Regions from separate parts of the Homo sapiens genome. Here region 2 is linked to region 1. The links are chromatin loops, found by intact Hi-C in ENCODE. Cell type or tissue: natural killer cell. All regions are shown on one strand. Each heading gives the region's core, and the rest is flanking DNA. Links, peaks and the distances in the headings are about the cores only.

Evidence for each region. Peaks named below come from ENCODE experiments on the same cell type or tissue, not always from the same donor. Only the 100,000 strongest peaks of a DNase experiment are listed, where the experiment ranks them.
Region 2: a loop joins it to region 1, with 8 times the contacts of the local background. A loop is called at or near these places in 19 of 110 quality-filtered maps.

What each region holds. Positions count from the first base shown.
Region 1 is chr1:92,001,917-92,006,916 of GRCh38, reverse strand. BRDT (bromodomain testis associated) reads right to left here. Exons shown (of 19, transcript NM_207189.4): 16 at 4,768-4,868; 17 at 2,298-2,503; 18 at 1,618-1,798. Among named protein-coding and RNA genes, the nearest start is that of EPHX4, 26 kb to the left of the region's middle. In natural killer cell, for the core only: no CTCF peak of the experiment used is centred there; no DNase peak of the experiment used is centred there.
Region 2 is chr1:92,618,656-92,627,297 of GRCh38, reverse strand. It overlaps EVI5 (ecotropic viral integration site 5), which reads left to right. Exons shown (of 20, transcript NM_001350197.2): 15 at 1,364-1,504; 16 at 2,964-3,122. Among named protein-coding and RNA genes, the nearest start is that of GFI1, 140 kb to the right of the region's middle. In natural killer cell, for the core only: CTCF peaks have their summits at 3,728 and 3,931 (motif pointing right); a DNase peak (open chromatin) is centred at 3,927.

The DNA of each region.
Region 1 (5,000 bases), core at 1-5,000:
ACTCGGGAGGCTGAGGCATGAGAATCGCTTGAACCCAGGAGGCAGAGGTCGCAGTGAGCCAAGATTGCACTACTGCACTCCAGCCTGGGCGACAAGAGCAAAATTCTGTCTCAAAAAAATAAAATAAAATAAAAATAAAAATAAAAAACAGGCTGGGCATGGTGGCTCACATCTGTAATCCCAGCACTTTGGGAGGCCGAGGCAGGCGATTGCCTAAGGTCAGGAGTTTGAGACCAGCCTGCCTAACATGGTGAAACCCCATTTCTATTAAAAATACAAAACATTAGCCAGGCATGGTGGCGTGCGCCTGTAATCCCAGCTACTGGGGACGCTGAGGCAGAAGAATCGCTTGAACCCAGGAGGTGGAGGTTGCAGTGAGCCGAGATCACACCACTGCACTCCAGCTTGGGCAACAAAAGCGAAACTTCATCTCGATAAAAACAAACAAACAAACAAACAAACAAACAAAAGCAAGCTCCCATTACATGTTGCCTACAAGAAACTCACTTTAAATAATTAAAAAAAAAACACAAGATAGGTTAAAAGTAAAACGATGGAAAGAATTTTACTGTGCCAACGCTAGTCATAAAAAGGTGAAGTGCCTATTTTAAATTTCAGTGTAATTTTCAGAGTAATTCTTACCAGAAGTAAAGATCATTTCATAATGAACAAGAAGATAAACCAACTTGGCCTGATTAACACCCTATCCAACAGCAATAAAATACACATTCTTCATGTGCACACAGAATATTTACCAAAGTAGACCATAAGCCAGGCCATAAAATAAGTCTCAATAAATTTCAAACAATTCAGTCAGATATGTGTACGACCACAATGGAATTAAATTAGAAATCACTAACAGAAATCACTAGAATCAGAAAATTCCCAAATATCTGGAAACTAAACACTTCTGAAATAATCCATGAATAAAAGAAGGAATCAACTGTAGCTTTTAAAATATTATTTTCTGCATATTAGGACTCCTAAGTGAAAGTCAGCTTCTTAATCTAGCAGTCAACCGAAGAAATGCTGACCAGGAACAGATGGCACATCTTCTGGCCACAATTCATAGGTGGTTTACAGATTTTTAAACAGTAACAATAGTAAGTGATAAATCACTTCACCTAGTGCTAGGCATTTTCCTATGTGCTTAATACATGCTCATTCATTTCACCTTCACAATAGGTATTATTATTCCCACTTTAGGGAGTTAGATAATTGCCGAGGTCTAAGAGTCTAGTAAATAGGCAGACCATCTTTTTTTGTTTGTTTGAGAGCACCATGTTGCTCTGTCACCCACACTGGAGTGTAGTGGTGTGATCATAGCTCCCTGCAGCCTCTAACTCCTGGCCTCAAAAGATCCTCCCGCCTCCAAAATCATCATTTTAACTCAGGTAGTCTAGTACTTCCAGGATCAATACTCTATTATTGCATTGCCTCCTTTGGCTATGAATTTTTTTATTTTAAGCTTTAATTTTAGAACCTGATCCTCACTAAAGAGGTAAGTCCACTGTCACTGAAAAATTACCCCAAATGCATCCTTGAACATACAAAAGACAGTGCTCTGTTAAATCTTTCCCTTGTTAAATTAGATTTAGTAAACTAAAATTCACTTACTGCTTCTCTCCTCCTCCTCTCTTGTTCTTTCTGCCTTGCTAAATCACGGTCTTTGAGAAGCCAGAGTTTGGATTTATCTTGAGCTTCTGATGACTGCTGATGTTCTTTCTGCTCTTCTCCAGAGCACTTGTTTTGTATTTTATTTGAAAAAGATTCTACAGTCAATCCATTCCCAAGATCCCTTAAAGAAAAAAAGTATAGCTCAAAGTAGGTTTCAAGTTCCTTAAAAGTATTACAAAAATGTTATTAAATGACAAATATAAAGCCATATATTAAGACAACCATGTTCATGTTATAACATTATTTTAAGCTTTATTTTTGATGCATCAAATTACACATAGGCTAATCCATATTAACAAATAAATGGTTTTGGAAAACTGTGGCCAAGATGAACCACTATCTTCTAACACATAGACCAGAAAAACTTTAAGACATTTCTGTAAAATAATGACTATATAATTTAGTAATTAGTATCTTTAGTAGCTTAATCCCTTGATTATTTGTCTTCAAAAGAGATATCATCACTTAGAAAAAGTATCAAATGTACTTTTTGCAATTACAATTTGCTCTGTGTTCTACTAAACAGTTGAATCATAGTCACTTAACAAATAAGAAATTTAATGTATTTAAAATACATTCTATATCTCCCAAACCCTCCTTTAATCCAGTAAATTACAGACCTCTGATTTTCTTGAGATGCTTTTAGTTCCTTTGTATTTTGTTCCAAATGCTTCCGTATGAGTTCCTGTGTCCGAGCTTTTACTTCCTTTTCTATGGCTGCTTTTCTAAATTGGTTGAAGAGCTCATCTGAGGATTTCATTACACCTGATGGTTTCACTGGTTTGCCTAAACTTTTCCATGAATCTGCATTCTTAATCTTTATATCCTAAAACAAATATTTGGTTCAGTCTATGTCTACAGATGTTAACCAAATTTTGGAAGGAAGAAAACATTTTTTGATGATACAGCAATAGATCTAATTAAGATTCTAAAGGGCTTCATGTACTTTTACTAAAGTAAAAGGTTACTAAAGTCAAAGGTTACTAAAGTTAGAAAAAAAATACAAAAACATAATAGATCATCTAAACTCAATTATTAATCTGAGACCACATTAAAGTAGCACACTTGCCAATTATTTTAAGACATATATATTAACTGCATAATTTGCAGAAAGCATAAAAATAAATAAATCCCTCAGTGTAATCAAGATACTTATTATCCTATAGGGAAAATAAAGAAAATGCTCAAAGGATTAATAAGAGGCAAAGTAAGATTGTACCCTAAAAATGCCATGGAGTTTGTTGAGAGTCCTCTGACATGGATATATTTTTCCTTTTGGTGGTTAAGAAGAAAAAACTTAAGTGATGTGACTGCTCTTCTTAAACAAGATACACCATGGTTGAGGTTAGTGCTGCCCACCAGAAATATATGTAATTTAATGTTTTCTAATAGCCACGTTTTAAAAATTTAAGTAAATTTAATATATTTATTTAACCAAATATACCCAAAGCATTATTTCAACAGGTAATCAATATAAAAGACATAAAGTATTTTTTCATACTAAGTCATCCCAATTTACATTTGTAGGACATTTCAACTTCAAATGCTAAATTCCTACTAGAAACAATTGATCTATAATTAGATTTCATAAAATTCACAGTTGAAAAACTAGTTATGTATAGTCAAACTGTTCCAAACACATCTAAGTCTTCCGAAACTGAATTGTGTCCATTTTAAATTTTAATTAAAAGACAAATTTTAAAACTTAGCTCCTTTAGCTACATGTCAAGGGCTCAATTAGCCACATGTGACCAGAGGCTACCATATTAGATAAGCACAAGTCTAGATGGCCCTTTCTACAGTTAAACCTGTCCATCTATAATACGGAAAGAGGGCTGTGCAATACTAAAACATCTTCTGCTGAATTTCTAAAAATAATTATCTCCTTAATAATTATGCTTGATTGCACTTTTGATGTATTTCCATGAAATATGAGGAGAAAACTTGTCTAGGGCCCCATATAAGGCAAAAGAAAATGTATGACTAGATATATTTATAGGCCTTTTATTTCTATCCTGAAGTAATAAAAGGAGTCAAAACATCCCTCCCTGTCCCCAACACAATGACCTTTACCAATCACCAATGATTAGCCAGTTGTGCTTTCCTGTAAGTTGTCAATAAAACCTGTTTTTGTCTCTACCTATGGAATGGGCTAATTACTAGTTCTATGACTCACTCAACTAAAGCATCTCACCTTCCACCTTCTCACCTTTAGATTTGTCCTCTAAAGTACTTGCAAGGAAAAGGTAAGAAGTAGAGGGTAATGGAACAGAGGGATGGAGGGGGATAGAGAAAAAATATATAAAAATATTCCTTTCATAGTTTCTGAAAACACCTTGAACAGTACCTTATGTATCTTAATGTATCCCAATCATCTAGAATATTTGTTGAAAGAATGATATCAGTATATAATTTGAAGATTAAGTAGACATTAAGACTCCATTAGGAAATCCCTTGGATTTCTTAGATATCCCTAGAATAGATTCTAAAAGATGGTTTTATGACATGCTTTAAAATTGAGATCACTGGCAAATATCAACATTATAGAACTTTCAATTAAACACAAACAAAAGGGCCAAGCATGGTGGCTCATGCCTGTAATCCCAACACTTTGAGAGGCCAGGTGGGTGGATCACCTAAGATCAGGAGTTTGAGACCAACCTGGCCAACGTGGCAAAACACTGTCTCCTCCAATAAAAATACAAAAAATTAGCTGGGCATGGTGGTACACACCTGTAATCCCAGCTACTTGGGAGGCTGAGGCATGAGAATCGCTTGAATCTGGGAGGCAGAGGTTGCAGTGAGCCGAGATCGTGCCACGGCACTCCAGCCTAGGCGACAGAGTGAGACTCCATCTCAAAAAAAAACAACAACAAAAAAACACAAACAAGAGGACCAATGATAGGTAGGTATGTGGGTAGGGGAAGGATGTTGCTCAGAAGTACTTTTTCAAAAAATTACGTAGGCAAAAATTAGGCTTAGAGATCCAACATTTCATTTAAGTCAGGGCTTTTAAATACCTCTTGTACCACTTCCAAACCCAATTTCAAATCCCTTCAAGATTTGTTAGAAAAAAAAAATTACTTTTACCTTCTGTACAGGAGCTTGACATTCAGATTCTAACATCGTTGTGTCACTATCACCAGATGGATGCATCACAGTTATGCCATTTGAGAGCTGTTCAGAATCACCTGGATGCACACATTTTTAGAATAGTATAATTAAAATATTTCATCCTACTTACCCAGAATTTGATTTTATTTTTCCTTCCAGGTCAGACACTATGAAAACAAAGAGACTAATTTTTTGATGCATCATTTAAC
Region 2 (8,642 bases), core at 1,678-6,677, 620 kb before region 1:
TTCTAAGTGAAGTAACTCAGGAATGGAAAACCAAGCATCGTATGTTCTCACTGATATGTGGGAGCTAAGCTAGGAGGATGCAAAGGCATAAGAATAATTCAGTGGACTTTGAGGACTTGTGGGGAAGAGTGGGAGGGGAGTGAGGGATAGAAGACTACAAATAAGGTGCAGTGTATACTGCTTGGGTGATGGGTACACCAAAATCTCACAAATCACCACTAAAGAACTTACTCATGTAACCAAATACCACCTGTACCCCAATAACTTACGGAAAAATATAAATAAACCTTGTATCCATGAATCAAGTTAATTTCAGTCATTTCATTTGAATCAATTGGTAAATTGTTTAATTTGTATTAATTTCTTGACTGTTGATGTAAATAGTGACTAATACACAGAGATTTGATGCCTCTCAAAAATAACATGCTGAGGAAATACAACAAAAACAGATTTTGGACTACTATTTTCTATGAATATTTAAAAAGTAAATGATGTTCATGCTTTATCTGGAGTCCTGATCAGAAGTTAGTAAGTTTATTGCCATATTGAAAAAAATTTTAATCCTGTTGCTCCGTAACTCTGATTAGTATTTTATTAACAAATCAGAGTTAGATTTCTGTGTTCTCAAAATTAAGTGCAGTTCCCCTCATACATTGCTAGTGAAAATGAAAAGCAGTACAGCTGCTTTGGAAAAGTTTGGCAGTTTCTTAAAAGTTAAACATAGAACAATTACCATCTGAGCCAGCAGTTCTACTCCTAAGTATATCTTAAGAACATGGAAAGCCTAAGTCTACACAAAAACTTTTGCACCAATGTTCATAGCAACATTATAATAGTCAAAAAGTGGAAACAACCCAAATTTCTATTAACTGATGAATAAATAGATTAAATGTGGTATATCTATACAGTGGAATATCATTTGGCATAAAAAAAAGATTGAACCTTGAAAACATTGTTCTAAGTGAAGTAAGGTTGTCACAGAAAGCTATAAATACATATGATTCCACTTATAAGAAATGTCCAGGTAGACAAACTCATGGAAACAAAAAGTAGATTGGTGGTTGCCAGGGGATGGGGAAGTGGGGAATGTAGAATGACTGGTGATGAGTATAGGTTTTCTTTTTTGCATGATAAAAATATTCTGAAATTAGGTCATGGTGATGTTTAAACAACCCTGTAAATACTCTAAAAACCACTGGCTCTTGTGTATTTTAAAAGGGTGAGTTTCATAGTTTGTGAATTATATTTCAGTATAGCTGTATAAAATTAAATACATTTAAGTGTGGAACACAATAGCTGTTGTGTGTGCTGTATTTTATTCCTTAAATTTAAAAATCCCAAATTAAATTTTCTTCTTCTTTAGAGGAATAACTCCCTTCCTGATGAGAATAATATTGCAAGGCTTCAGGAAGAACTCATTGCTGTGAAACTTAGAGAAGCAGAAGCCATTATGGGTTTGAAAGAACTTAGACAGCAAGTCAAGGATTTAGAGGAACACTGGCAGGTATATTAATATATTTTGTGTGCTTTTTTAAAAGAGAGTAAAACCGAAATATCCAATTTGTAAGAGTTTGAAGTACCTGATGACCTATAGTAGATGAGTTTAAAGTGAGAGAGACCCTGTTTAATGTCAAAATTGAGAGTATTTATAAACTGAAAGTGCACTTAAGCTGTTTCTCCCTCTTTAATTCTTATAATAAAATAAAAGATACAGTAGACATCAGATAATATTTTTGTCATTGTACCATTGTGCCTTGTGTAACTTTTTCTGCAAACTGTGAAAGTGTTCTATATAATACATATTTTGTCTTAAACTTTGATATTAAGTCCATTGTTGGTTAGTGTGAAACACCAGAAGGGTGACAACATTATAAATTTAATGTATAAATTAGTAACTTAGTTACCTCACCAGATAAATGACATTTATCTGGTATGTGACCACAAATTTATTCATGTATGAGGGAAATGTTGACAAGGAACAAAATACATATTCTATATAAGGACCGAAATTAGGCCTTGACATTGTCATGCCTTTTTTTAAAACATGTTTTGACAAAGTATCAGATTGCAATAAACTTGAAATTTTAAAACAAAAAAGACAAAACTTGTCTTTTATCACAGATATTTTGAGAAACACTGCCCTTAACTTCTAACATTCCTTCCTTAATGGCCCCATTTTTTTTCTAATGTATTGGGATTTCATTGAAGATAATATGAAAAATCTCTCATTAAAAAAATTACAGTGAAAATTGTAATCTTTTCAAGAATTAATCCTCAGTATATAGAGAAAAAATTTGAACTGTATTTGAGTTTATATCCCAGATCTGCACTGGCTGTGTGTGATCCTCCTAAAGTTACTTAATCACAGTGTTCATTTTCTTACCTGTGAAAAGCCAAAAATGTTTCCACACACATTGCCAAATGTCCCCTGGCGGGGCAAAATTGCCCCAGTTGGGAACCAATAATGGCAATAATGTGAATGATGCTTCCTAAAGTTGTTTAATATGGTGACCCTAGGCAGTGAATTCTAAAATTGCCTGTCTTTCTTCTCAGGTCTCTCTTTTCTCCAATAAATTCTTTTTTTTTTTTTTTTTTTTTTTTTTTTTTTGAAGTAGAGACTAGAGACAGGGTTTCAACATGTTGGCCAGGCTGATCTCAAACTCCTGACCTCAGGTGATCTGCCCGCCTTGGCCTCCCAAAGTGCTGGGATTACAGGTGTGAGAGCCACTGCGCCTGGCCAATAAATTCTATCTTAAATATACTTAAGATCTGCAAAGGTCTTTTTATGAAACCCTTTTATTCAGATGATAATAGTGCCTGATTAATAGGATTTTCTAGGGATTAAATAAAATAATGTGTGGAAAGTGTTTTATATATCACAGGCCTGAAATAAGCGCTCAGTAATATTAGCTCTTATTTTGATACTGAGAGTATTTGTTGCAATATAATTTTTTATGCTTTAGCGCCACTTAGCTCGTACTACTGGGAGATGGAAAGACCCACCCAAGAAAAATGCTATGAATGAGTTACAAGATGAACTGATGACCATTCGACTTAGAGAAGCTGAAACACAAGCAGAAATAAGAGAAATAAAACAAAGGATGATGGAAATGGAAACACAGGTATGATGGGAAAGCCCAGTATCTTTAAAAAGTATCATTAGCTGATCAAGGGTTTGTGCACAGATTGTATCATCCCTAGAACAGAGATAAAAGGTAAAGATATGAAGCTGTATAGACCGCAGTTTTCTAGCCCAAATGAAGATGGCAAAAAATTATTATATTGGATTTCAGAGATTTAATCCTTCTTTGACCCATTCAACAAAGTTCAAGGAAGTCAAATTTTATTTGACTTTTTTGGGTAAAACTCATAGCATTGCCCTGTTGCATGACTTGAGAAGGAACACCATGCAGAGCAAAATTTCTCAACCTCAACACTTTTAACATTTTTGGCTAGAAGATACTTTGTTTTACGGAGCTGGTCCATGCGTTGTAGATGTTTAGCAGCATCCCTGGCCTCTACCCACTAGATGCCAGTAACGGCTCTCCTACCTCAGGTTGCGATGACCAAAAATGTTTCTGCACACATTGCCAAATGTCCCCTGGGGGACAAAATTGCCCCAATTGGGAACCACAGATGTATACTATAATGTGAATGATGCTTCCTAAAGTTGTTTAATGTGGTGACCCTGGGCAGTGAATTCAAAATTGCCCTTCTTTCTTCTCAGGTCTCTCTTTTCTCCAATAAATTCTATCTTAAATATACTTAAGATCTGCAAAGGTCTTTTTATGAAACCCATTTGCATGGTAAAGGCACATTTGGTTTTCATGTGGTACATTTGTTTGGACCATATTCTTATACTCTGTGAATGTTGTTTTTTGGCTTTTAAAGTATTTATTCAGTCAGTAGGGGGCATACTTAACTCATACATCATTCTGTATTCCAGTGCAAAATGATCATAATCTCAAACATGGTAACATGAATATGTAATTTCTTCAGAATAAATATATCTTGTTTTACATTGTTCAAAGTTATTTTCTTATATTTTTCTTGTATTATTCTATATAAAATACTTTCCACACGTTATTTTATTCAGTATAATTAAAATAGGAAGAGGTACTATTGAGATTATGAATAGTAGAAATCTTAAGTTTTACAATGGGAAGTTTTATTTTTGTAATCAGATTTTATTTTAGTATAGATACTAAAGATGAAAACACAGCTTTTAAGCCATTGTTGAGGATTTATTTCACAGTGGGTAGAGGTGAATAAATCAAATCCAGTAGACATGATTTTGAGAACTTGTGAAACACAAAGCACTGTCTCAGCCATTAAAGGACTTACACTTGAGAAATCAGGTATGCATAGACTATATTTAATATAATTCAGAAATTTGGTAAGTAGAGAGTTAGATAGGAATTGCTACGGAGACTAGGCGGGGAAAATTAATTTCAACTAGGTGGTTTGGAGAAAGATTTCCTAAGGAATTTGTATTGTGCTTAATACCATTGCTGACTAATAAGTGTGATTTTGGATGGATTTTGCTGGAAGCAGGATGGTAATAGGCACTGGTTCCTAAATGCCAGTATTTGGACTGGTGGTAATCCATGAAATTTTTACATTGATAAATGAAAAATAAATAAATAAAAATAGTATAGGGTAATGGTGGTGGTGTGTAGTAATCTAAAGATTATTGTATCAAACACCCATGTATTTAGATTAAGAAATTTGTCCATGTTTATACATGTAACTCCAGTTCTGTCATTTTAAGGACTTTTAGAAAAGTCTGTCAGTGACTATACCTCAATTTATTGATCCACTCTCCTTTTTGCTCTTGCAAACAGTGCTACTCTGAACATTCTTGCTTATGTTTCCTTGTGTATATCTTCAAGAGTTTCTTAAGTACAAAGGTTCTTACCGTTTTTGTGTTTGTGTCTGCTATCAACACTGTTGGCAGTCTGGAACCTGTGGACCCCTTCTTAAAATAATATTTTTTAATGCGTAAAACCAAGTACAAAGGATTGCAAAGGAAGCCACTTCTACTGAGGTACAGTTATCAAAATACTAAAAACATGTTTGTGCTGTAGATCACATAGAGATACAACACATTCCCATTGCTAGATTCAGGTTTTTAATATTTTAGATTTAGATTTCTTTTTTTTTTTAATTTTTATTTTTTAGACGGAGCCTTGCTTTGTCGCCCAGGCTGGAGTGCAGTGGCCAGATCTCAGCTCAGTGCAACCTCTGCCTCCCGGGTTCAAGCTATTCTCCTCCTCAGCCTCCCAAGTAGCTGGGATTACAGGCGCCCACTACCACGCCTGGCTAATTTTTGTATTTTTGGTAGAGACGGGGTTTCACCATGTTGGCCAGGCTAGTCTTGAACTCCTGACCTTGTGATCCACCCACCTTGGCCTCCCAAAGTGCTGGGATTACAGGCGTGAGCCACCGTGCCCTGCCTTGATTTAGATTTCTTAAGATAAATTGTACTACATTTTTTCCCATCTTAATTTCAGTTTATGTGTTTATATCTCTGATAAACAACATATAGATGGGTACTTTTTAAAATGCAGTCTGATAAATGATTGTTCAACTCTCAATAGGCTAAAAACCACTGAATATATGTACACTTGAGGGAGGTCAATTTTATAATGTGTGAACTGTATCTCAATAAAGCTATAAAAACTGGCTGGGTGCAGTAGCTCACGCATGTAATCCCAACATTTTGGGAGGCCAAGGCAGGTGGATCACCTGAGATCAGGAGTTTGAGACCAGCCTGGCCAACACGGTGAAACCCCATCTCTACTAAAAATACAAAAAAATTATCCAGGTGTGGTGGCACATGCCTGTAGTCCCAGCTATTCGGGAGGCTGAGGCAGGAGAATCGGTTGAACCCGGTAGGTGGAGGTTGCAGCAGTGAGCCAAGATCACGCCACTGCACTCCAGCCTGGGTGACGGAGCAAGACTCCATCTCAAAGAAAAACAAAAAACTAAAAACAATTTAGTCTCATAGTTTCTTTTGCTGTCAAGTTTGGTCTCAGTTTTGTAATTTTACTTGGATTGATATCTGTCACCTTGCTAGCTATTTTGTTTATTCCATCTGTTCTTTGTTTCTTTGTTTCTTTTTTTCTACCTTCTCTTGGATTTATTAGATATTTATTGTGATTCCATTTTTATCTTCACATTTGACTTATTTATTTATACATCTTTCAAGAGTTTTTTTAGTGGTTGTTCCAGGTTTTACAATAAATAGAGTTTACCTTCAAATAATAAATTATAAATAATAATAAATGAATAAATAACTATACACTTCATGTGTAATCTAAGGCTCTTACAACAGTGTGTTTTCAAATCTTTCTACCTCTTTTGTGAAATTGTCATACATTTTACATATTGTCCAAATATATATGCTACTAATTTTGCATTAAAGTTTTCTTTCATAGAAATTGAAAAACTTTTAATGAAATGTGTTTTTCCTTCAAGATATTCTGTTTCAGCACTCTTTCTTTGTGCAGATCCATGTTTCTGTCTGGTATCTTATCTTTTCTGCTTTAAGAAGTTCTTTTATCATTTCCTTTAGTGCTGGTTTTTGTTTGATAAAATGTTTATTTCTTCAATTTTAAAAGATATATTTGCAGGATATTGAATTCTGCCTTGACAGTTTTTTTCTTTTAACACTTTAAATCACTCTGCTATCTTCTTGTCAGAAACCATGCCAGCCAGGATTCTGTTGTAATTCTTATTTTTGTTCCTCAACATGTAATGTATTTTTTCCTCTGGTTGCCTTCAAGCTTTTCTCTTTGTTTGTAGCAGGTCGAATATGATATACCCAGATCTGGGTTTTTTTTTCTCTCTTTTTTTTTTTTCTCTGAGTTTCTTTGATTTATAGATTTGTGTATGCCACAAATTTTGGAAACTTCTTGGTTGTTATTTCTTTCTTTTTTTTTTTTTTTTGAGATGGAGTTTCACTCTTGTTGCCCAGGCTGGAGTGCAATGGTGTGATCTCAGCTCACCACAACCTCAGCCACCTGGGTTCAAGCCATGATCCCCTGCCTCAGCCTCCTAAGTAACTGGGATTACAGGCATGTGCCACCACACCTGGCTAATTTTGTATTCTTAGTAGAGACGGGGTTTCTCCATGTTGGTCAGGCTGTTCTCAAACTTCCGACTTCAGGTGATCCGCCCGTCTCGGCCTCCCAAAGTTCTAGGATTATAGGCGTGAGCCAGCACGCCCGGCCCTTGGTTGTTATTTCTTCAAGTATTTCTTCTCATGCTCCCTTCTTGAGGGGTTTCAATTATACATGTGTTAGATTGTTCAAGGTTGTCTAACAACTCTTGGTTGCTCTGTTCGTTTTGCCCCTATCATTTTTCTCTGTGTTTTCAGTTTCCATTGACTAAAACATTTTTACCGACAAATTATTAAGTTCACTCATTCTTTCCATTGCTTTGTCAAGTTGTTTGATGAGCCAACTGAAGGTATTCTTTACGTCTGTTACTGTTTTTCATTTCTAGCTTTTCTTTAACAAAAAAAAAATTTTTTTTTTTTCAAAGAGAAAAGGTCTCACTGTGTTGCCCAGGTCTCGAACTCCTGAGCCCAAGTGATCCTCCCATCTCAGCCTCCCCAAAGTGCTAGGATTACAGTCACGAGCCACTGTGCCCAGCTCATCTCTAGCTTTTCTTTTTGACTCATAGTTTTCATTTTTCTGCTATTACCTATCTAATTTTATGTTTTTCACCTTTCCCTTAGAGCCTTTAGCATATTAATCACAGTTATTTTAAATTCTCTGTCAGATGTTGTATTAGTCAGGGTTCTCTAGAGGGGCAGAACTAATAGGATATATATATATATATATATGGGAGTTTATTTCAAGTATTAACTTACATGATCACAAGGTCCCACAATAGGCTGCCTACAAGCTGAGGAGCAAGAAGTGCCAGTCAAAGTCCCAAAACGGAAGAGCTTGAAGTCCAGTGTTCAAGGACAGGAAGCATCCAGGATGGGGGAAAGATATAGGCTGGGCCAGTCTCTCCTTTTCACATTTTTCTGCCTGCTTTATATTCACTGGCAGCTGATTAGATTGTGCCCATCAGCTAAGGGTGGATCTGCCTACCCCAGCCCACTGACTCAAATGTTAATCTCTTTTGGCAACACCCTCACAGACACATCCGGGATCAGTACTTTGTATTGATCTTGGATACTAACTCAGTATTAACCATCACAAGTCCACCCCTTGTCAGCTTGAACTTGAACCTATGCACATCTCCTGAGATCATACATAATCTTCAAATAAAGACAATAATGAGGTAATAATTATGCCTAACATAATACAACTATCCTTTGTACACCTGGAAACACACCAATCCCTGACTCAAATACTATTACATAAAGTTAACAGTACTTAAATGCTGATATGAAGTCAATAAATCTTATGTCACATGATAAAATATATTTTCTTAGTACAAATGTATACATACACAAACATGATTTTAACAAAAGAAGGAGGAAATACTCATGACAATTACAGTCCTTGTTTCTGCAGCTGGTCACGTAGTGGTATCTGGTATTAATGACTAACCTTCCGTTACCCATTCTGTATTCCCTTTGCCTTCAGCAAGCACCTCAGCAGGTCATGTTTTTTTTCCTG